3 separate regions of the Homo sapiens genome follow, and all the other regions are linked to region 1. A link is a contact called in ENCODE Hi-C or POLR2A ChIA-PET data. All regions are on one chromosome and are shown on one strand. Each heading gives the region's core, a stretch centred on a gene start or an enhancer-like site at or near the end of the contact. The rest is flanking DNA. Distances are from core to core; before and after follow the strand shown. Region 1 has its middle 110 kb from the start of ATF7IP. Region 2 overlaps PTPRO (protein tyrosine phosphatase receptor type O). Region 3 holds the start of EPS8 (EGFR pathway substrate 8, signaling adaptor).

The links. Hi-C counts contacts between places; a loop is a spot of excess contacts on that map. ChIA-PET counts read pairs that join two places held with the same protein, here RNA polymerase II (POLR2A). Pooled maps may share reads with other maps.
Region 2: a map of naive thymus-derived CD4-positive, alpha-beta T cell shows a loop between it and region 1 (2.9-fold over the local background). The contact joins two enhancer-like sites. A Hi-C loop is called at or near these places in 2 of 168 maps with a recorded cell type or tissue (both naive thymus-derived CD4-positive, alpha-beta T cell) and 8 of 50 pooled maps. POLR2A ChIA-PET finds 5 or more read pairs at or near these places in 1 of 52 experiments (T-cell).
Region 3: a map of natural killer cell shows a loop between it and region 1 (10-fold over the local background). The contact joins the promoter of EPS8 here to the enhancer-like site in region 1. A Hi-C loop is called at or near these places in 5 of 168 maps with a recorded cell type or tissue (CD4-positive, alpha-beta memory T cell, CD8-positive, alpha-beta T cell, endothelial cell of umbilical vein and 2 more) and 15 of 50 pooled maps. POLR2A ChIA-PET finds 5 or more read pairs at or near these places in 1 of 52 experiments (HepG2).

The regions. Positions count from the first base shown.
Region 1 is chr12:14,256,489-14,259,547 of GRCh38, forward strand. No RefSeq gene overlaps it. Among named protein-coding and RNA genes, the nearest start is that of ATF7IP, 110 kb to the right of the region's middle. RefSeq lists a cis regulatory region at 982-1,911. Within about 2 kb of position 1,368, at least 40 of the 41 ENCODE cell types and tissues checked have a DNase peak (open chromatin) inside an H3K27ac peak, as active enhancers do; they include CD8-positive, alpha-beta T cell, endothelial cell of umbilical vein and natural killer cell, where a contact is called at or near this core.
Region 2 is chr12:15,562,148-15,565,271 of GRCh38, forward strand. The region is part of intron 17 of PTPRO (protein tyrosine phosphatase receptor type O); the gene reads left to right. Among named protein-coding and RNA genes, the nearest start is that of EPS8, 230 kb to the right of the region's middle. Within about 2 kb of position 1,729, at least 7 of the 41 ENCODE cell types and tissues checked have a DNase peak (open chromatin) inside an H3K27ac peak, as active enhancers do.
Region 3 is chr12:15,787,269-15,790,743 of GRCh38, forward strand. It overlaps EPS8 (EGFR pathway substrate 8, signaling adaptor), which reads right to left and starts at 2,120. Exons shown (of 21, transcript NM_004447.6): 1 at 1,893-2,120. RefSeq lists silencers at 1,188-1,267, 1,598-1,717, 1,978-2,327.

The DNA.
Region 1 (3,059 bases), core at 118-2,617:
GAGACTTAGGGGCAAATTTTAAATCGTTAATATATAATTAATCCTATGTAACATCATAGAAACAAAACATCTGATTCTTCTTTCAGTATATTGCACACGTAAAATGCACATGAAACCAGGTTTGGAGAGTGATTCTTAGTAACGTAGCCTTGCATTTGTGCTTCGACATAAAATTGAGACATTCTCAAGAGGCCTTGGGACATGGTGACATGTTGCGCAGTTTGGCCAGCAGAGGGAGACCAGAGAGTCGTGAAGCACGCAACGAAGCCACACCCAGATTAGGGTTATTATCTGTCTCTTCTCTGAATTTTCAAAAAACACAAAAAGAAAATGAGAAATTCTTAAAACAAAGCCCCTTTTTTATTGAAGCAAAATCCACATAACATAAAACTAGCCCTTCTAAAGTGTGCAATTAAGTGGCATCTACCTCATTCACAGTGTTATGGAACCGTCACCTCTATCTAGTTCCAAAACATAAGAAATGTTTAAATTTTCTATAAAGGGAACTTGCAAAAACCCAGGCGTGTCCTATCCTCCTTATTTCGTCACATTCCCAGTTTTGTGTCCACCGGTATTCTGTCAGGAATGGTCCCCACGTGTTCCCCCAACAGCCTTCGTCACTGTACAATTCATAGAATCGGATTCAGGGTTACAATTACAGGTTCGAAAACCAAAAACATCCCAGTTCTTTAGTTCTTCCTCTAGGAATTGCACAGTTGCAATAGACAAGCCAGTATAGGTGACTGTTTTAAAAATTCTACACATACTATGTCATTTATCAGCAAAGAAATGAATAAATTGTTTTAATTTAAATATGGTTACAAAACGGAAATGAACAATGTACTGCACCAAAGCCCTTCAGTCTTTGATGGGAAATTTAAAGTTATTCCCATCCAGAGTGAAAATTAAAGTTATTTCTAGGTTAGGATGCGAGCCAAGATTTTAAGGGCACCATGTCAACTGGTTAGATAACAACTTTGAGGAAAGCAGAACTTAATGTAATAAAAGCAGAAGGTTTACAATCTAAATCCACTTTTTTATTAAAGAATTTAATCTGCTTTATGGGGTCTTGGCCCAGGGAAGGGTAAAAAAAAAATGCCAAACTGGAGAGGCCGGGGGAGGGGAATGGCTGTAGATGACTCTGGGAAAACAGGAGGGAGGGAAACTGAAGCGCGAATGAGGCCGGATCCGCCCTAACAAAGAGGCAGAAACTGTGTCTCAACAGCCACCAAATCCAGTTCAGGGCGGTTTGAGCCAGTTTCTGAGCTGGATTGAGAACAACAGCCTCGGCAGAGACTTCACTAGGGTGAAAGAGAAAATCCAGCATGGACTTCGCAGAAAGAACTGGATTTGGCCTGGACTCGCTGGAGCCTAAAGCTGCTGCCAGTAGTGGCAAAGTCAGATGAAATATAAGGCCTGGAGCGTGGACAGTGGCCTCTTCCAGAAAGAGAAATCACACAGCACTGTCTCTGTGCCATAATCCAGTCCGCATTTTCTGTCTTGCTGCTCCTAATTGTGGCTGGTAAGGGAAAAAGGGCCTCAGGGTATCAGTTTTCAGAGAAAGCTGTCTGCAATGTTGGGGGAGGGGAGGATTATGTGTCTCCTGTAGTTTCATGTGTGTGCCTGGTGGTGGGGGGGGGAATGTGCGAGAGGGTCTGAAGGAGAGGGAACAGCACTTCACACCCTGCAGTTCACACCACCTTTCCAACAGCTTTGCTGTATTGCACAACCTCAAAATACACTGAACATAGGCGTTGTGGGAGCGCCCCACATACAAGTGGCACTTGTACAAGTCATTATCGGACCTCCTTCAGCCCTATGCATGAAATGGCAGTACCCATACCCAATACTGTCAACATTCTCTTTTCATCTGCGTCCAGAAATACATACAAGCCGTACATGCCTTTCTCAACTAAGAGACACAGCAGTATTAGGTAACAATGGAATGATAATCCTGTCCTCCGCTCCCCTCCCCCAAGTGCCAGAACCTCCTAAGATCTGATCAGTCCCACCCTGAAATGGCTCCTCTAACACTGTCTAGTAGACTGAACTGTGGTCTGCAGCTGTGGAGGCTGTGCACTGCCTGTGGCCAAGTTTGGCTCAGAACCTTCCCGAACCAGTACAGCCCTTCCCCACCAAAAATTCCTAGGAGTTGTACACAAAGTCCAGGTCGGCCTGGTGGGACACTGTGTGTGTGTGTAAATTCCCTCTCCCCTAAGTGTCCAAAGATGTTTAGAATCTTCCAGAGGCACTAAATGCCTCCAGACCCAGGGCTTCTCTGACTGAAGTCAGCCCTGGTGCGAGCTGGGGGGCAGGGCATGGAGCTTACGACTCTCCCATGCACAGGCTCAATTATAAGCAGGGCTGTAGGTTTCAGAAATATTCCTAAGAGACTGGGGAAGGGAAAAGGAAGAAGATCAGCTGAAAGATGTGAAAATGCTATTTTATTCCTTTTACCATGGATACATAGATGGAAAATTGGAACACAATCCACTCTACATTATTAATGTGCGAAAATCAAACACACGAAACATGTTGCTGACATTTTCTATTTAATGTTTATTACACAAATAAGTAACTCATGAAGCTCTTCTACGTCCATTTCATTAACTATTAGATCTGGACTGCTGGGGATTCTGATAGGTCTTTTCTTTCTTTAGGATTTGTTTCTTTTTTGGTAGGGAACAATGAATTGCCCCACATGAAGATGCAGTAGGCTGGAGAGGATAACAGTAATAACCGCTGGGTGTGGTGGCTCACGCCTGTAATCCCAGCACTTTGGGAGGCCGAGGGGGGCAGACTGCCTGAGGTCAGGAGTTTGAGACCAGTCTGGCCAAAATGGTGAAACCCCGTCTCTACTAAAAAAAAACACACAAAAACTAGCTGGGCGTCGTGGTGTGCGCCTGTAATCGCAGCTACTCGGGAGGCTGAGGCAGGGGAATTGCTTGAACCAGGGAGGCAGAGGTTGCAGTGAGCCGAGATGCCACCACTGCACTCCATCCTGGGCGACAGAGTGAAACTCTGTCTCAAAAAATAAATAAATAAATAAATTTTAAAAA
Region 2 (3,124 bases), core at 479-2,978, 1.3 Mb after region 1:
AAACATACTGGATATAAACTATGTTCTCAGCCCTTTTGTACAATGCCAGATACAAAAGAAGTGAAATTCATGCTCCCCGCTCGTGGAAATACAGCTTCTACTCACACAACCACTCCAATTCCCTGTTTGCTTCATCTAATAACTTGTGGTTATTTTCCCCTGCTTTCATTGGCTAAAGAGTCATTTTTAATCCTCCTAATGATGTGTTTGTCTTCATATTTCACCTACCCTGTGAACAACAGCTGCAAATAACAAGAGCCATCTCCCCAGACGCACACTGCCTAACACACTGTCCAACTTCCTTTCTAAACTGTCGGTTTCTTGGAAATATATGTTCCTGTTGATTTTCTAAAACCCATCTGATGCCACTAGTGGTTTGTGTGGAAATCAAAAAACTCTTTCTCTCTCTCATAGTGTTGCTCGAATCTCTTCCTGGGGTGGTAGCAGAATCAGTGTGGAGCACCAGTACCCAGTTAGGTTGGTCTCAGGATTGTGTTCTGCAAGGATTTCTGACTTTCAGAACTTAAGAGTATGTTTCCTATTGAAAGAAATCATCTAAGTTGAACTAGCTATATCTAGATTCAGTGTTAAATCTTTTTTTTTTTTTTTACTGCCATAATGACCCTCATGCTGTACTCAGGTATTTATCTGCTTGTTCTCAATCCTAGGCAGTTGGCATTTTAAGCAAGAAGTGGCATTTAGTTGAAAATGCTCAGCTTTACTCCTGATGATTGCACATTCTATTTGAAGAATGATATAATATACTAAAGTCCTTTTTAAGGTTTGGGGATGGTTTCTGCTTAGCTCATCAAAGAGTAAGCAGCACTTACAAAATTGGAGACTTTTAGAGTTTTGTTTTGTCTTGTTTTAACTATTATAAATCTCATGTCCTTGCTATTGCTTTTTCGGAATGAATTGCAGTATGGATGGCTTTCCAAGACTGTCATAACCATGGCTAATTTATGCAGAATGTATCTTAACTTTTTGAAGTCATTAGGATTTTGAACCTTACCTAATATAAGTGAAAGAGAAAAAACTAAAAGTGCACAATCCTCTATGCATATATGCTGTAGGTATGTCTGATGGGGGTTATTTATTGATTTGGAAAATCTTTTGCAATGAAAAGGCGAACCCTACATGTCACACAAAATCGTCACTGTAACATGTGCACATATTGGCTCTTTCCAGAATGTGCTTAAGTTAAAATTGCTAGCAAAGCCTTAATTTGCGTGAATTTTCCCCTGGTTTTAGTCTCGGAATTAGCACAGCAATTGAAAATGTAGGAACATTTTATCAGTGTTGCTGTGGAGTTTCATAATTCAATCCTGTCATGTTCCACAGCCTTAGGATACAGAAACTCCTTGGAATCAGCAAGATCTAAATAGAACAATGAAAATTGTATACAAATCATGATTACTTATGCCAATAAGTATATGATAATATGTCATACAAAACATGTAGTGGAATTATACGTTATATTGAAAGTTCATTCAATAATGAATGAGATTGAAAGAAAAAAAATGTGTCTCTCCTCCATGAATCAAGTTTCTACGCAGCTGCCGAGTAGTAGCAGCTTAATATTTCAGCACTGAATTTATTCAGTGTTACCCTCTTACATACATTTGTTACTTCCTAGTTTCTTTTAAAGCCTGTTTGGATAGGAAAGTATTTTTTTGTTCACTCCTGATCACAAAATGTGTTGGCAGCCTCCTGACTTTACCAGAGCTGTTAGTCATCTCCGCTGACATTCTGCTTTCCGAAAGCACTGAAGTAATTGGCTCTTACTACAGGAAGTAAATGTGGAACTCCTAAAACTAACTAAATTACCATCACGGGGCTGAATAAAAAACATGATCAATAAATATTCCTTTAGGTTCCCAAATGCCTATAAGATACAGCTATGTCCAACATGATAGTGTTTTTTGAGGGGATCAGGGAGAGGCAAAGTAAAAACTGGACTGATTTTTCCCTCTAAATCTCAAGTGTGGAAGACAAAGAGGATGAGGGAGAAAAAATAGAACAAGAACCATTGAATGGATTGTTTTCACTTAGAAGTGGGAAGAAATTAAAACTACCTGAAAACCACAAACACCACTTGCCTTCGTGGACGTGTTCCTACATTTCTTGACCTGCATTATTTTCTCTTCATCCACAAGTCCCATCTTTTCAATCAGAACATCACAAGCCCAAGTCTAGTATTCAATTGTTAAAGGAATCATTAGGTGAAATTCAGAGGGTAACATGGCAGAGATTATTTTGTTTCAGTTCAACTGAATAAGCATTTATTGACCACCCACTAGGTGTTTCATTAACTATGCTCAGCCCTGGGGGGAAGCTATAGTGAGTGTAGCAAGGTGTGTACCTGCAACTAACAATCACACAATGTGAGAAACTCTCCGTTTGCAAAGTGCTGTGAAAGCACAAAGTACTGCTTCGTCCTGCTAAAAGCTTTCAGGAAGTGGAGATATCCAAACATTCATAATTTTAAATATAAATAAATATTTGGACACATTAAAGTACTAAGATTACAACTGGTTATTTACTATAGACTGTTTATTTTCTGAAAAGTTGGGTGCTTCTATCAAAATTATGTAAAGACCTCTGAAAATTACTTGCAAAAAAGTTTGCTGTAACATCACTTGTACAGTCAATCATGTTTCTGTATTTACTATTTATAGACAACAATAAGAATACAATCACAAAGTGCTTCAATAGATACTGTTAGCCTTAGCTAACTTAGGTAAGTTATCTTACTTGGTTGGGTGAAAATCATTACCTTAATTATCTCCTAAACAAATGTAACTAACTAAAGCATGCATTAGCATTTCCTGTGTTTGAGCTTATAGACTAGTAATGATGAAGAGCAAGCAGGTAATAGGTCCAGTTCTTCAGATAGCTTAAAAATTAGTTCAAGATGGAATAAAAACAACGCCATAGTAGAATTATACAAGGTACATGTCCACACTGACAGCACACATTCACATCCCCAGAGAAAAATGTCAGAAAATGTTATTTTAGTCTTTAATTAAGAAAACAACATTCCACCGTCTCTTTATTAGTTCTCCATTTATTCCCCCATTCTTCCTTCCTGCCTGTAGAAATTGGAGTGTTCAGGTGGTAGATA
Region 3 (3,475 bases), core at 870-3,369, 1.5 Mb after region 1:
ATTTGGAATGTAATAAACACAAAGTAGAGAGTAGCAAGCCTATGCCATAGCATAGAAAAGAACTGGTATCTGAAAAGAATCAGTATTGATAAAACCTTGAAAGCAGGAAAAAGCTAGAAATAAAAACAAAATAAATCTTTAAGTTTGATCACAAACAAGCAAAATATTCAAAATTAGACATTAGGTTCCTGACAGGAAACAAAAGAAACATCACCCTATTAAGAGTGGGGCTACTAACAGTATAAGTTAAATTACACTTACTGGAAATTACTATATAATATTCAATGACATTGGGAAGTGAAAAAAATTACAAAGAGAATGCACCAAGTCTTGTAAACAGCGGTTATCTCAGAATAGTAGAATTAAAAGCAAATTATATTTTCCTTCTTTTTTTTCTGCTATAAAGTGAATGACTTGTGGTGCAATCTTACAAAGTCTCAATCTGTGTATTCTGCAATAAAGGCATTATATTATCACTATTGCATTTGTGATACATTCTACCTTACCCTTTATGTGACAATTCTATACTGTTTTAACTGTCAAATTGTAAGTAAAAGTGTGAATTCGTGACCAAAAATTTTCCACACCAGCAACTTAAGAACTACAGCAATATGTTTAGAAAACTGCGATCCCAAACAAAAAATCTATACTAGGTGAGACAGGATGACATTGACTTTAATTCCAATAGACTCACTACCACATGACGTCCATTACTAGTGCTCACTTTCCAGAACCCAAGGAGCTGTGGAAGAATGGAGTCCTTTCAATGAAAATAAACTAGAGGCAATACACAACACAGTTACTTTGAGGGGCTTTTTCAATATAAAGAAGATTGCCCGGAATCCTAACTCTCCTATTTCCCAAAAATGACAAAGCCAAAAAGTCACACTCTTCACACATCTGAAATCAAGTTTTACCTGAACTCATCCTAACATATTAGCTCTTTTACCTATTCCCCTTACTATCTAAGGCAAGAAACCTTGAAAAGAGAAGCAGTAACACATTTCACTGAAACATATTTTGTAAAGGAGGATTCTAATTCCTAATCCTTCACCGCTCTAGATGTCTGCGGATTTCAAATCCTAACCACGGCGTCCTGCCCCCCGCGAGATTCCAACAGTACTACGGGCCCTATGGGAGGAGGAGGATTTGAGAAACACTGCCGGAGAACGGTCGGTGCAAAGATTTTGCAAACAGGTAGTCCTAGGAAGGAAAGTAAGAGTGAGAACATCGGAGAGGGCAGGGAGTACATGGGTGGGGAAACCCCTTTCAAATGCATGAACTGACCACAACCGGAGAAAGGCCGTCTGTCTTCCCAAAAGTAAAATGGTGAGTAAAGTGGAGCAAGCTAAGAAAGTCAACAGCCATTAGGCATTGACAACGATTCCGAAACAATTAGCTATGTTAATTCGAGGGGGTAAACGGGGGTGGGACCCTGCCCTAAAGGGTCATTTTGAAAAGAACCCCTCCCCATTTGAGGCGGGTTGGCAGAGCAGCGCACAAATCCCAAGTCTAACGTAATAAGCCGAGATCGGGATACTCGGTCTGCAGTCGCCCCACGGACCAGATGAGCGCAGGTGTATCTGCGGAAGCTCAGGTTACCATGAATATCACTGGGCCACGGCGAACCCTCCCTGCCCAGCCTCCCGGAGCCCTGGGCGCGGGTCTGCACGGGCCCCACAGCTTGCCCGGACCCGGCGAGCGGACGCCTCCGGCCGCAGCGCCCTACCGCACCTGGCTGCCAACACCAGTTGAAAGCAGTCAAAGTGAAGGGAGGCGGACGCGGCTCCTGGCACCGCTCCGATTCCAGCACACAAAGGCGGATTTTTAAAATCGAGAAAGTCAAAGCCGCCGGACCCCGGGACCGGCGCCTTTCGCCAAGGGGCTCTTACCTCGGATCCGCCCTCGGGGCCACGGCTTTCCCCGGAGACGCCGCGAGCCCAGACGAGGTGGGAGGGGACCGGGAGAAAGCCCCCCAATCTGATTCGCGCCCAGCCAGTCGTCCGCGAGCCGCGGAGCCGCCTTCTGCACCCAGCTAAAGAGCAGCGATCTCCGAGGCGAGCACAGCGCCGGCCTCGCGCCGGGCGAGACCGCCTCGCTAGCTGCTGCCTGTGAAGTCTGGAGCCGCCCGCCCGCTCGCAGCCAGTGCCAACCGCGCGCCGCGCATGCCCAGTGCCCGCGCGAGGAACGAGCGAGCGGGCGGGCGGGCGAGTGCGCGCCCCGCAGCCAGGAGCGAAATCCGCTATCCGGGTCTTGCCGGCAGCCGAGCCGCAGAGTTCTGGTCGACTCCAGCGCTTGAGGCGAAGTGGCCGGTGAGGCCGGGTGGGCGGGAGAGGGACCGGAGGAAAGGAGACGGGGCGCTGCGCCAAGTTATCAAGGCCGCGATCAAAGTCGGACCAAGGCAGCGAGTCGACAGCAGGTTTCCAGAAGTGCCCTAACAGGACTGACTAGCAGCCAGGAGGCGCAGGAAGGGGCAAAGAGCGTGTGGAGAGCTTCGCCCCCGGCGAGGATGGACGCCCCGGGCGGAGGGAGCGCTCGGGTTGCAACACCCAGTCTGGCTGCACAGCTCGTAACCCCTGCCCTTTGGCGGCAAACAAGACGCATCTAATGACCAGCCAGCCTTCGTCTTCCTCCTCTGATCATCGGACCTATTTTCCCCCTTTTGTCGCTCTCCTCTTTTTTTGTCTCTCCAACCCATGCGGTAAACTGGTGGTGCCCAAGGCCCTCCATCGGGTCCCTGAGAGTCTCCCAACTGCCGGTCCTTAGCGCCAGCCTGCAAGCCCAGACCCGCCTCGCCAGGCTGCCTGTGAGCCTATTTTTCATGTAGCTCTTGCCAAAAGCCCTGATGTGGTTTGAAGTAGTGGAGGCTTCTTTCACTTTGTGCCTCTCGTACCTTAACCAACCCTCATAACCTCCTCTCTGAGTAGCTCATGGAGCCTCTAAAAGAGAAGTCCATGTTCTCATAGACATTGTGTTTTCTCACTCTTAAAACTCCTCATTGTCATAGCTACTCCCCCAATCCCCCCATGCTGTCCTAACTTCGAAGTCAGTTGACTTCCAGAAGTCCACGAAAGCCTATAAATTAAACTTGGTTAAAAGAGATTGGACTTGCTTGCTTTGTGAAGCAAATAAAAGCACAGTCAGGGAGAAACGACGTAACATGCCAAGGTGGACATTCAAACCATTCTAAAAGTTGGAATCGATATAACGGCTAAGTCCAGTCCCCTATTTTAAGTGGGAATACTCTCTCCAATATTTCCACCAGACCACTATCCACTTGAACATTTCCAATGTTGTAAATTTCTATTTTTATCATTACATATAACCATGATTATTTGTTGAATATTTACCTATGCCAGGAACTGAGCAACTTACACACATTATTCCTAGTCCTTAAAATGAGATGGGCCTTATTATACCTATTAAACACATTAGGAAAATGAAACCCAGAAGTTTCCTTCTTTTTGCCAAAGCC